Linked DNA regions of Homo sapiens: region 2 is linked to region 1. The links are chromatin contacts, found by Hi-C or POLR2A ChIA-PET in ENCODE. All regions are on one chromosome and are shown on one strand. The core of a region is the stretch at or near the end of the contact, and the rest is flanking DNA. Distances in the headings are between cores, read along the strand shown.

Evidence for each region. A loop is a pair of places that touch in the nucleus more often than their neighbours do. ChIA-PET counts read pairs that join two places held with the same protein, here RNA polymerase II (POLR2A). Pooled maps may share reads with other maps.
Region 2: a loop to region 1 is called in a map of CD8-positive, alpha-beta T cell, with 10 times the contacts of the local background. The contact joins the promoter of MAT2A here to the promoter of SUCLG1 in region 1. A Hi-C loop is called at or near these places in 1 of 168 maps with a recorded cell type or tissue (CD8-positive, alpha-beta T cell), 1 of 37 single-sample maps with no recorded cell type and 8 of 50 pooled maps. POLR2A ChIA-PET finds 5 or more read pairs at or near these places in 1 of 52 experiments (activated B cell).

What each region holds. Positions count from the first base shown.
Region 1 is chr2:84,456,904-84,463,607 of GRCh38, reverse strand. SUCLG1 (succinate-CoA ligase GDP/ADP-forming subunit alpha) reads left to right here and starts at 4,328. Exons shown (of 9, transcript NM_003849.4): 1 at 4,328-4,435. The coding sequence starts at 4,339. It also overlaps a transcript of DNAH6 not described here. RefSeq lists a silencer at 3,782-3,971 and an enhancer at 4,152-4,291.
Region 2 is chr2:85,534,314-85,541,017 of GRCh38, reverse strand. It overlaps MAT2A (methionine adenosyltransferase 2A), which reads right to left and starts at 1,850. Exons shown (of 9, transcript NM_005911.6): 1 at 1,640-1,850. The coding sequence starts at 1,730. PARTICL (promoter of MAT2A antisense radiation-induced circulating long non-coding RNA) reads left to right here and starts at 2,132. Exons shown (of 1, transcript NR_038942.1): 1 at 2,132-3,551. RefSeq lists silencers at 1,263-1,592, 1,773-2,042 and enhancers at 2,073-2,162, 2,233-2,442, 2,843-2,932.

The DNA.
Region 1 (6,704 bases), core at 3,079-5,578:
GTGGGGTAGGGGGAAGGGATATATGTATATGCTTGAATACACACACAAAAAACGCTCTGGAAGGATACACAAGAAACTGGATAGTACTGGCTTCCCTTTGGGAGAACCAGGTGGTGGGGAGACTAGAAGGAAGATTTCTCACTGCTTATATTTTAATACTTATTGTACCTTTTGAATTTTCATCCACGGTAATAAATTACCTATTTCAAAAACCAACAACTAAAGGTTCCATCCAATCCAATTAAAAACTTCAAACTTATACCTAATTTAAAGCTCCTCCCTCCCTCCCAGGTCTGGCATGATCTGTGGCTCCACAACCTGCAGCTGGGAAGGAAGGGGCTGAGGTCTGTCTCCCCCTCTTCTTTTACTCCTCCTCCCTTCACACCCTTGCTGTATGTTCCTGCAGTAGTGGGGTTTGGTTTGGATACAATCTCTTAGATGGTATTATTTGTGGTTCTCTCCTGATGTTCTATTCTCTCTTTGGAATGCTGGCTCTTTCTGAGCACTTCATGGATTTTTCAGAAACTCCTCCCCCACTCCCCTGCACAGTATCCTGACGTGAGTTAGGTACTCTTTGGCTGGCCTCCTTGTAACTCTTCCTGCCTTCCTCCTCCCTCTGGGGGTTTTCTACAGTCTTTTATGCTAGGGTTCCTTGCCTCAGAGGATGGCATGTCTCTCAGGGGGAGGTTCAACTTTCTTTCTTGGTATGCATTTTACTCACAGGAATATTAACACATCTTGATACACCAAATATTGCCCTGCCTGCTGATGAGGACTGCTCCAGCTAGCTTCCTGCCATTGCAATTCTCTAGGAAGGAGGCAGACATAGCCTTAACAGTTAGGCCTGCCTTCCAAATTCAGGTTTCCTCAAGCATTCTCTGACCAAGACCTATCTAGCTAACTAAGGTGGACTCATGAATTTCTGCAGTTCTATAGGGATTTATCCTGAGATTTAATACCAGTAATGTTTTGGTAAGAAGCCCTCACCCACAAACTTGGCTGGGAGTGGAAGGAAACAAGAACATTAAACTGCCAACTGTAGACTCAGAAGCATCAGTCCCCTTGTTAATCCAAAATATCTGAGACAGGTCTCAGTCAATTTAGAAAATTTATTTTGCCAAGGTTAAGGATGCACTCGTGACTCAGGAAGTCTGGATGACAGGTGCCCAAGGTGGTTGGGGGTACAGCTTGCTTTTATACATTTTAGGAAGGCATGACATATCAATCAATATTTGTAAGATGTACATTGGTCCATCCAGTAAGGCAGGGACTTCCTGGTTAGAAGTAGATAAGAGACAAAAGGTTGCATTCTTTTGAGTCCTTGATCAGCCTTCCACTGAATACACAATTTAGTCTGGCTCAGTGAATCTGCATTTTTACATAAACAATAGGGCAGAGGGAGCAATCAGATATGCATCTGTCTCAGGTGAGCCTCAGAGTGATGACTGAGTTCTGCCTGTCCTTTATCCACCAGGAATTTCCTGTGGGCAAATTGTGAGGGAGGTATGTAGCTTATTATCTTTGTAGCTATATTATTTAGGAATAAAATGGGAGGTAGGTTTGCCTCAGGCAGTTCCCAGCTGGACTTTTCTCTTGGCTTGATGACTTTGGGGTCCCGAGATTTATTTTCCTTTCACACCCTCATACAGTGAATTCTAGTCTTTTGCTTATCTGAGCCGGCTGGGATGTGGGGGTGAGAATTCAAAGACAAGTTTGGCCACTTCCTATCAAACTTCAGAGAGAAGTAGCTCCTAGACTGCCCTCCTTATGGATGTGGAGGTAAGGCTTGTTGTCTTCAGCTTTAGAGCTTTAGACAAAGTTTTGAGACAAATAGAAATATCCTATTCTAATTTGGTTACTCACTTTAGTTAAAACCTTTAAAACATGATCCTGCCATGTAAAAAAGACAGTTCTTTAATGATAATAACTACCATTATCGACTATTTGGTACAAGGTGACAGTAGCTTTATATACTAAATGTATTAAATGTTCACAACACTCTTATGAAATAGGGAGTTTCATACCCATCTCAGTAATAAAACCTGAAACCCAGAGGTCATGTAGCCAGTGGCAGAGTTGGAATTTGAACCCAGACCTGTCTGATTTCCAAACTCAATCTGCATACAAAGATGAGTGGTGTGGTATTGACTAGTGTGGTTGTCCCCTACCTATGAGCTACAGAATTGAGGTAGGGGTGTTCCCGGACCAAACTGAGGGTTGGGCTGCTATTTTTTGTGGCCCAATAATGAGATGTAGATGAACTGGGGAGGAAGAGAGTTTTTATTTCTGCAACCGATTACAGGGAGAAGGCCTGGAAATTATCATCAGACCAACTTAAAATTACAGTTTTCCAGAGCTTATATACCTTCTAAGCTATATGTTTACTTGTAAGTGTGCATTTATCTAAAGACATAAGTGATTAACTTCTTTTAATCTATAACTAAGGTCTGAGTACTGAAGACCATCCTCTGAAGCCTCAATAAATTTACTTAATCTACATGGGTTTAGGTGCTGGGGTGATTACCCTTATCTTATCCCCTGCTAAATCACAGAGGTTTGGAGAGTTCTTTCAGACCTCCAATAAACTTGTTTGTGGAGGCCTGGGGAGTTTCTTCGGACCTCCAATAAAACTTGTTTAATCCTAAATGGGTCCTGTTAAGAATTTCTTCATTAATTTGTCATGCTTCAAGGCCCAGGAAAGGCCTAGGCAAAACCCTTGGTGGGTTTCTGTTACATCTCAGCCTTTGTATAAGGGCACTGGCTTTTAATATTTAACTTAACCACTCAGTCAGCACTGAAACATTGTTATGGAGGCCTGCGTTAGTGAGACCTGGTCTGCCACAGGGGTGCAGTTATTACAAGAGGTTGAAATATCCTAAGTCCATCAAACATTGCCTGTGGATCCAAAAAATAATCTATATACTACTATTTCTCCTATATATATCAATTCAATTCAACGATGAGTTATTTGTGTAAGGCATTGTTCTAGGTGCTGGGGATACTCCAGGATACAAAACAAACAAAAATCCCCGTCTTCATGGAAATACAAATTTTCATTAAAAGTGTACTGAAATTATATTTTTTGTCATCATGCATTTTATCAATTAAATGAAACTAAACATATAACTTATCAAGCGACAGCTCAGGAATAATTTTGCTATTTAAAATAGCAAGGGATTTTCTATTTATTTGCCATAAAAATGTCCATTTTGTTATAATGGATATATCTGGAAACCACTGATACTATTTAACTCTGAGGAATTTAGTTATCACAAGAACATGATCCATGAGGGAGGAGTTTATTTGCAGTGAAGTCCAACCTGTTAATGACAATATTTGGATCATAAAGGAAGTATTGGGCAATCTCCTGGGGTAATCCCACTCATCCATCCCACAGCTCAGTGCCAATTATAATGACTACCTAAGTAAATTAGGATTGCAATTTTATTGACAATTCTGATGAGGAATCTCAGGAGCACGATTTTCGGCAGAGACGCAGATTACTTCATCTCTTGTTTACCTTTTGACTCTGGGACTCTCTGAGGTTCCTTCTAAAGCTGTTACAGAAGAGGGAACTGTTTGTCCAATCAGGGAGCAAAGTCACATTTGACCTCGAATTTCAGCCCTTAGGATCCTCAGGGAATAAACACTCATGCACTTAGTGCTAGTCAAAGACTGCATGATTATTTAACTAAAAAAATTCACATTCCAAGAAGTTAACTGTCAGTAAGATAGGTTTTGGTCTTTCTCATCACATCTTTCCCTTCACAGGCCACCAGTGCCAGTTCGAATTCCCGTCCCCAGCGGCAACCCTTCCGGGTCCAGGCACAGGTACGCGGTGAGAAATATTATTCTCTCTAATAGCAAACGAGGAAAACGAAGGGGGAAGGAGATGGGCCTGGGATACAAAGTTCTGGCACTGCTCTTCGCACCTCACCTCGCTGTTTCTTCCCTCCTAGTCTTCAAGTCCCTTGTCTCCCCGGTCTCACTGCCGCTCTTCCCTCGCTCCCTTCCCGCCGCCTCACTCAAAAGCTACGAACCAGTCGCGGCCGTCAGACTACATTGCCCACAATGCCACGCGCTGGCCAGTCTCGCGTGGGGTTTTCCCTCAGCTGCTGTTATAATTAATGTTAATCAAACCCACATTTCTAGGAAGGAGCCGAGTTATTATCTGCCTCTCCGATAGGATGCCTCTTTGTCTTCACCTGCCATTCCCGCTGTTTCGTGAAGAATCCTCTGTAAAGGGAAATTTGTTCAGGCGACTGCTGTGGCCACCCTCTGCCTCCTCCGGCCTCTGCCCCTGGGAGGTCCCCGGGGGCCTGGGAGTGTCATTGGCGTATGACCGCAACCCTTGCCGCTGCCGCTGACATCGCTACCATGGTCTCCGGCAGCAGCGGCCTCGCCGCCGCCCGTCTCCTGTCGCGCAGCTTCCTCCGTGAGTCCAGCCAGTACTGTCTTCCTGGCGCCCGCGGGTTATTGGCCCCGCCGGACCCAACCTCCTGGCCCAGGCCGCGGCTGGGCCCTCAGGGCTGGACCTCGGCGGGGGCCTGGGAGCCGCTTGGGATTCCGGCTTCGAGTCGGGGACCCCTACGGTGGAAGGAGCTTTGCTGGATACGTGGGGCGGGGGGCATGACTTAGGCCGCTGGCAGATGGAGATATTGGGTGGCTGAGCCAGGATTCGGGTCCGGGAGCCCTGCAAATTTGGGAGCTTGCTCTCGGCCCCGCGGTGACAAATGACAGGATGGGGGTGGCGTCTAGACTGGCCTTATTTGGAGTTGGGGATGAAGAGGTCCAAGGTGAACTTGGTGGGGAAGGTAAGGGTCTGGGTTGAGAGGTAGAGGAAGAGTGTCTCAGTAGGAAGTTGGGGGATGAGGCTGTCCCTAGTACGGAAAGGTCCTGCACTTCGAATTCCCCCTCTGCAGGATTGTATGTCAGGGAAAGATGGTTTCTGCACACGGAGTGGGGTCGGCATAGCCGCATAGACTACTAGAAGCTTATGGTTGGCTGGGACCTAAACCAGCTTATTTGCAGTGTCTCCACCAGGCGATTTGTGGACACATCCGTTCCCGAAAACTTAGTACCCAAGGTTGCTAGTCTTTGAGACACGCTGACTATGGAAAATTCTTGCCATATTCAAAGTCTCTGTGCTTGTCAGGTAGGTTATAGTAGAAAGAAACTTTGGAATCAGCCACATCAGGGTTTGAAGTCTGGCTAGTCCCTTTTCAGTCTGTGTAATAACCCTGGACACTTAATCTGTTTTTCAGTGTTTCCAATCACATGAAAATATTAACACATTTTAAGGGGCCTGAAGCACCATCACTTGTAAGGTGGACCATTATTTTGTTTACCACTAACAATGAAGAACGATTGCTTATTAAAACTGTGACACACCAGTGGTTGTCACATGTATCCTGGTTTTTTAAAAAGTGAAAAAAAATGTGCATTTTAGCAATGATGATGTACAGGATGATCTGGGTTCACTGCAGAATAAGTGGAGCAATTTATATAAAGCATCTCGTATGTAACAAACACTCAAAGTTAGTTTTCTTTTTCCGCTTTGCTCTTAATTCTGCTTGTACTGAATATTTTATGAGACTTAATTCCTTTCTTGAGAAGATTACATTCTGAAAGTGTACATTGATGAGTGTGCACTCAATAGCTAACACTTAGTTGCCAATCACTTGAGGACAAAGGTCTGGCTAGATAACGTTAGCAAGTATGAAATGGTTTGTTTGGTAAAGCTTTCTGGAGATTCTTGAGAGTGTTGTAGGCAGAAGGACAAAAAGAATTCATTATACCCAGTAATCACTCAGGTCAATAAAGTTTGAGCACCAAGAATGAAGTATATTGGATATGGTTTTAAACCAGCTTAATTTGAATAGATAGTGGGTTAGAATGTAGAAGATCAGATGTGCAGCACAGCCACTGTGGTGGGAAACCCTAGGAAGAAGTTGCCCACCTGTGTCTTTCGCTTCTGTGGTCTTGCTAGTCTGAGGTTCTGAAAGATCCTAGCCTCAGGTAGGTCTGCTGTCTAGAAAAATCTAGAGAATAAAGGAAGAGTGTCTAAAAGATCTAGTTCCTTACTCCACCCTTAGCAGTCCTCTCAATCCTCTTCCCACAGAACTGGAAGTGTGTTCTTCCTAGACTCCCAGGATCATTTGGCCCTAGAGTGACCATCTGGTTTAGTTTTGTTACTGGAGTGGGCTTGAATTATTCAAGTCATGTGATTAACTTGTTATTACGGGTCTGAGATTTAAACCAAGATGTATTCTATATTAAGAGGGGTTACAGACAACAATGCTTAATGTGTAAACACCTCTAAATTCACAAAACTCTAACTCCTCTTTCCCATGCCACATTTCCGAGCCCATTTTCACTCCCACTAGAAAAATAGCAGCTACAACATCACCTTGCAAACTTTTTTTTTAAAAAGGGACCAGAAATTATTTAGTCTGTGAAGCTAATAGAGCTACAGATGTTAGGGAATTTTGTTCCCTCTGTTAAGTTTCAACTTATGGTACATTACTTGCTGAAGGTCATAGTGTTGCAATATTGATTAGAGTTAACAGCCACAGAAAAAACTCAAGTGAACACTGGTAGATGCCTTCCGGAGCCCTGTTTTATAGCTTATGAAAAAAGGAAAAGTGGCCTGGCACGGTGGCTCATGCCTGTAATCCCAGCACTTTGGGAGGCTGAGGCGGGTA
Region 2 (6,704 bases), core at 601-3,100, 1.1 Mb before region 1:
AGCTCCCTCCCTGTTACTATCTGTAAAATCTTTGGAGATTTTAAAAAACATGCTTAATACATCTTAATTCATTGTGTTTGCACTTTCCTCCTAAAATTCAAAGTTTGCATTATAAATCTAATCACCAGAAAGGTGAACTGTTAGTCCTATATCCTTTAAAGAACAGAATTTGCCCTATATCATATTCACTTCCACAACTGTACCAAACCCCTCTGCACCTGGGAGTCTGGTAGAACTGAGGCCACAGGTAGGCCAGTTTCCCTAATCTTAAGGAACACCAATTATAATGAGCAACAAGATAATTCGATTAAACAATTAAATGAAAAGCATTTTCTGACTAAAATGGCAATTATCTGATTTTGCTGTTAGGAGTTGCGCAGGAAACAAAAGCTCAACAGTGTAGAAGATGCTCAAACGTATTCCGAATCCATGTCTCCCTGCTTTGTCATCTATTGTTAGGAGGGAGAACAAATATCTCCCTAATTCAAGTTCGTTTTTCTGAATTTTCTATAACCGCCTAAAACAGAATCCAAACATAATGTGGAAGCCAGACTGCAGGCTCTGAACTTCGGTCTACTACTAACTGGTGTAACAGCTAACCTTCAGCACTCATCAAGATCCTGGGTTTGTCCTCTCATACCACTAAGTTACTTGTGGGATTTCATCATGGGCACAGTAAACTGACCAGACCCTAAAGCCACCAGATAGATAACTACTGCGGTCATCCTAAGGGCAGAAACAGCCAAAAGAGCCAAATAATCATCTTTACTAGCCGATATGCTCAGGCTGAGATTTTCAGTTCCTGGAAATATAGCTTTACTCCTCCTTCACGTGCCAATTGATCCCCATAATGGCGGTTGAGCGGACAAAGCCTCAAGTAAAACCCTGCACCGAAGACTTTAAATGCGAACCCAAAGCAATGGCAGCTCCTAATTCATGCTTCCCATCCTTTTCACAAGGGGTCCAAATAAGGACTGCCTTCTTGGACATGAGCTATATTTAGTCAGAGGCCGTCACCTTGGAGGCAAGGCCATATCCGCCGAAGGGCATGTGCGTATTCTCCAGTGTGTAGTCAAGACCTAACCACTGAGGCAGTGGAGCCAGACGACGTCCCAAGGCATAGGCCCCCCACCCCTCAAACTGAGGGCCAGGACAGCCGGGGAGGCTCACGGCTCCCCCTCGCCCAGATACCACATGCGGCAAACACGTGGTCGCCGCTGCAATGCGGGGCGCGCGCTCCCGAGGGCCGGACGCGAGCACGCGGGGCGGGTCGCCCACTCCAGGTTTGTCAGACGGCAGGGCCGGGAGGGGTTAACAGTGCCCTCCCTTCCCGGCCAGAACTCACTAGCGACCACAGCCCCCGCCCTTCACGTTTTCTGGAACCTTCCGCATGCCTAGGCGCGCGACCGAATGAAAAGGGAGGGGGGAAGGGAAGGGTGGAGAGGGGAGGGGGAAGAGGAGCGGCGGCCACGCGCCAGGCCCTGGCGGCGCCACGAGGAAAGCGCGCGGTCGCCGCTCTTCCATCACCCGGCGGACGAGGACGACCCGCGCGGGCCCCACCACCGGCCGGCCGCAGCCAGCCGGACCTTGGCGCTGCCTTCTGCCCCGCCCCACGCTTCGCTTCAGGCCGTCCCCTCACCTGGGTGGCCTTCCCCGACCGACTCTGAGGTGAAAAGGAATGTGCCCTCCTCGATGAACGCCTCGTGGAAGCCGTTGAGCTGTCCGTTCATGTTGGTGTCGGTGTGCGGAAGTGGCCTTACGAAGGAGCAGCGGCGAGGCGGCAGCGGCTGCGAAATGCGCAAGCTGCGGACAGCGTTCTACTCGTAGCAGGCGGGCGGCGCGGAGCGAACGAAGCAGCGGGCGGTGCGGCCCGGTATTTATAGAGCAGCGCCCGCGCGCGCCCGGCTCGGGCCCCGCCCCTCGGCGCCGCGCGCCAATGCACCACTTGCGCGGGGGTCGGGGGAGGAAGGGCAGCTCGCCCCGCGGAGTCCGGGCTGAACCACACTGCGCGGCCGCGGGAGGTGCCGTGGCAATCCGGCCCTCCAGAGACCGTTCAGCTATCTTGAGCCGCTAGAGCTAGGAGAAAAATGCAGACGCGAGGAGACGTGGGGGATTGCTCTTCCTTGTTTGATGTGGGAGAAAAAGCGACTGGGGCTTGCTGGACCCGCTCCCCTGTGCGGTGACATGGCACCTCCCTTCCGACCGTTGGCCGGGATAGCTTTCCCGGAGGTCGCGTCCCCCAGCGGAGGCGGCGGGAATCGCGGAGGTTTTGTGCTGCGGCTGGGGTCTTTCTGGCCGTCCCGCCTCTAGATGCCGGGTGGCAGGGAGCCGGTGGCGGTCGGCCATGTGAAGGTGGCCATCTTGGCCGGCCAGCGAGGGCTCCTCACGGCCTTCCTTCGGCGTCCCTGCCCGGCTCGTTGCCGGCCCCGGGATATCTGAGGGGCGCAGGCCCACCTTCTAGTCGTTTCCTGGTGAATGGCTCTGCTGAAGATGGCCGGAAAGCAGATTAATGAAGGTGCTGCCATCGATTTAAACAATCGCCCTCCTGCCCGCTCCCCTGCGCTAAAGTTTCTGAGGGATCCTCACCCTTCGTGGTTCGTGGACTTAAAAGTGGAGGCAGCGCTCCAGCCTTTCCCTCCAGAGAGAAAGGAGGCCGCTCCCAAGTCCGTCCTTGCCCCGTGGCCTTCCTGTTCCTTTGAAGGGGGGGGGAATCGATGTTTCAATCCTCTGTTCAGGAGAATATGGAACGAACATTTCTTTTTTGGTGGGTGGGGGCTATTCGTTCCCTTGAATGTGCTTAAGCAGATCTCTTGACGGCGTGGAATGGGCTGTTTCATGAAGCTTTCACTTTAAAATGTCCACCTGCGTTTGTCCCAGTTTTGCCCAATAAAGGAATTACAGGGAAAAAGAGCGAAACAAAACTTGAGCCAGCAAGGAGTATGGAGTCCCGTTTGGAGGGAGCCCGCCTTGGGGGCGGGGGTCTCTGCAGCCTGTTCTGGGGCTGGGCCTCGGTGCAGGTCTGGTCGGGCTGGTGGCCTGGTGGCCCTGAGCGGAGCGCGTGACAAGAACGCCGGGTTTAATGAGGTTCTCAGGGAACGGCCTGCTCCTAGCATGGGATGTACTTTACGCTGGGGAGGTGAAGGAGACCCCTAGTAACAGTCTCCAGCTGCCTACTGCTGGCGGCAGTAGAACAAGGTGCATTCCCAAGAACAATCCTCTCCGTCGGTGCAGGAGGAAAGGTGGGATTTGCTAAAGGCTCAGTGGGAAACAAAGGAAGCACTTGGGCTGTGCTGGGGGCATCCACAAAGAAGATAAAGGGCTCCTCCCCAGACTCAGTGACCACATCCACGGTCGCTCAAAGCAGGCAGCAAGAAAAGGTTCGACCACAAAAGAGACAATAGGTGATGATATTTTTATTCGTTGCTTTTTACTTTTCAAGCTAACCCTTCATGGGAAAGTAACTGTATAAGACTATTAAATTTTTTTGTTATTTTTTAAAGGAGAATGCCAATTTATTAACTTACAATGTGTAATAAAATTGTCAACTGGAACAAAATGCGTGTGTAGGCTGGTCAGTGCATTATCTCCCAGCAGAAAAATCTATATGGGAAGCCAGAATATAACTAGAAGGTTATTTTATTAGGGAGTCAGAACAAGGAGCGTAAAGTCAATGATTGGCTCATTAAATCCTGATACCCCTGTGCTACCAACTCCACAGTGGGGCTAGGCCTGCCAAGGAGATGAGATTTAGCTGTACATAGTTGCTTACCTACTTCTCTCACTTGTGAATAGTGTGTAGGTGTAATACAGTAAGAGTAGGGGTTTGGAGTCACGACCTCTCTATGCATCAGTATCCTCGTTCTGTAAAATTGGAATATTAATAGTACATCATAGGATTGTTTCAAGGATTCAAATAGTGCAAGTAGAGTCTTTAGCACAGTATCTAGTACATAATTTGTTTTAATGTAAGCTGTAAAAAAATTAACTATATTTGCTGTGAATTACTTTTCAGTGGCTTTCAATTGCTGTCGGGATACGGACTAAAATCTCTACATACTCAAGGCCCCAGTGTGATTTGGCTGCTACTTCTGCAACCTTACCTTGTGCCACACTCTCCTTTCTGTGTTCTACTTGGATTTTTTAGTTAGTAGCAGTTAATTTTATTAATTTCATAGTATCAAAACAAAGGAGGACACATTTTCATTTATTTTATATTATTCGTATTGTCCCTTCCTCCCTTCCACAAATATTTATGAGCACATCTGTGAGTCAGACCCAGGAGCAAATGCTATAACAATCCTGGTCTCTGCCCACTCGGCGCTCTAAATGTGGGGAGATGCCTGGCTAACTCCTTATCCTTCTCACTCCAGCTCAGCTACCACTTCCTGGATGAAGCCTTCATCTACACAGATTTGTCACAGGGGCCTGTGTTTTATTTCATGGCACTAAGTGCAGTTTCAAATTATAGATTTGGTGATTATTTGATGAATGTCTCCAATTCCCAGTTAGGCTTGTAAGCTCCATGATAATGAGAAGGTGGGCTGTTTTGCTCAAGCTTTGTTACTGAATGCCTGGCACACACAAGGTGCTTAGAAATGTTCAAGAGGGAGAGACAAGAAAGGAAGGGAAGGAAACGGAAAATGAACGAATATAAAGATGGCAGAAGGGGGCGGGGCACGGTGGCTCACGCCTGTAATCCCAGCACTTTGGGAGGCCGAGGCGGGGTGGATCACGAGGTCAGGAGATCCAGACCATCCTGGCTAACACGGTGAAATCCCATCTCTACTAAAAATACAAAAAATTAGCTGGGCGTGGTGGCGGGCGCCTGTAATCCCAGCTGCTTGGGAGGCTGAGGCAGGAGAATGATGTGAACCCGGGAGGTGGAGCTTGCAGTGAGCTGAGACCGCACTACTGCACTCCAGCCTGGGCGACGGAGCAAGACTCCGTCTCAAAAAAAAAGATGGCAGAAGGAAGCAGAGAAATGAGAGACTCTGGCGATCATGTGAAATCAATGGAAAGAGGTCCTGCTTTGTTTTAGTCGTAAGCATTGTAATTAATAAAATTAAGACTTCTTTGTTAACAGGGAAGCACATGGCCATCCTGTTCTGACAGGAATAAGATTTCTGATTTCATAGATGCGTGTCCTAAGGGTGAACTAAACCAGGAGAAATTGTTGGTTTATTTCCTGTTTATCGTTAATGAATTTGTTGAATGTGAAGTGTTGTAAAGCACGTAGGAAAAATCTAATCACTGCCTAAAGGCTTCAGATTTCTCAAGCCAGAGAACATTAATGTAGCAGTAACCCTACAAAAAAGGCAAAGTTGGGATTGGATAAAAATGGTATTTGTGACTCAAACAGCAAATAAAATAACTCCTTATTAGCCTGTCAGTCATGGGGAGAGTTCCAGAAAACATTTGCAGTGCAAGAAGCTGTTGATGTGGCAGGAGAAAAGAGGAGGGTGACAGTAGGGATAGCAAAGAGCAAGTGAAGGTGTGGAGGTGTTGAGAAGGAGGTTCCTAGGCTGTGTGTCTTAAGAGCACCTTCTATGTGAAGACAGACCAAGAAGAAAGAAATGTAGGCCACGTCTCCAAATTTGTGGCAGTTCTTTAGGGCCAAAGCTTAGATATCTCGGATGGCCTCAGAGGCAAGCTAGTTCTAGTGGGATCAGAAACAAGTACTATGTGAACCCCCTCATTATTAGGCTTTTTGTATTTTGTTTTTATTTCTATGTTTTTCTCTTTTGATACTTAAATCTTTTTACAGTCCCAATAAAGAAGTCCTGAATGGAAGAATAGATATGGTACAGTGAAGAAGACACTGAAGGAGATAATAATATGATGACAATAGCTACACTTTATTGTGACAGGCACTGTTGTAATATCTACTACTCACAACAGCTCTATTTCTCTTCCTGTTTTACAGATGAAGAAACTGGCATGTTATTCGTCCATGTCACACATCAAATCAGTAGTGGAGCTAGGGCCTTGAGCCTGGTCTGACCTCTAAATTCATGCCCCTTCTTATAGCCAAACAATAAATACTGCATACTCCCTGAGGTCGTTAATATTAACAATTTGGTTTATATCCTCCCTTTCCTTTTTCTGTGAACACACACACGCACACATCTTACTATTCAGAGAAACATGGATTTTTTTTTTCTTAACAATTTTCATGACTGTCTCTCCAGGATACTATGTAGAGCTGTAAATCATTTCCTTCTCTTTTACTGTGGGAAAATATATACAACATAAAATAGGTAGCTCACCAAGGAGAAAATGCAAATTGCAATAAACATATGAAAAAAATGCTCAACCTCGTTGATAGATGTGATGTTAATATATGTGTGAATTTATATATGTTTTTATCCATGGTTCCTGGCTCATAACTCCCATAGCCCTTGTTATACAGTGTTTCGTTATAATGTTGAGAGTGTTAGGACTCAGGAGCAGGCCTCAGGAAACAGAATCTCTCTGACTTTTTCCTGCTTCTCTTTCACCTGCCCCAAGGCAGGACTCTAATCTTGCCCTGCCCTTCTGATCATGGGTCATAAGACCCTCATTCCAGAGAGGGTCCTACCCCATACCCTGGGACAAAGAATGCTGAGAGGACTGGGTTCAGAGAGTTTCTGGAGAGCTGAACAGGTGGAGGCTGACAGGAAAGTGAATAAGAACTCATCCACGTGCCAGGAGGGTGGCACACCCCA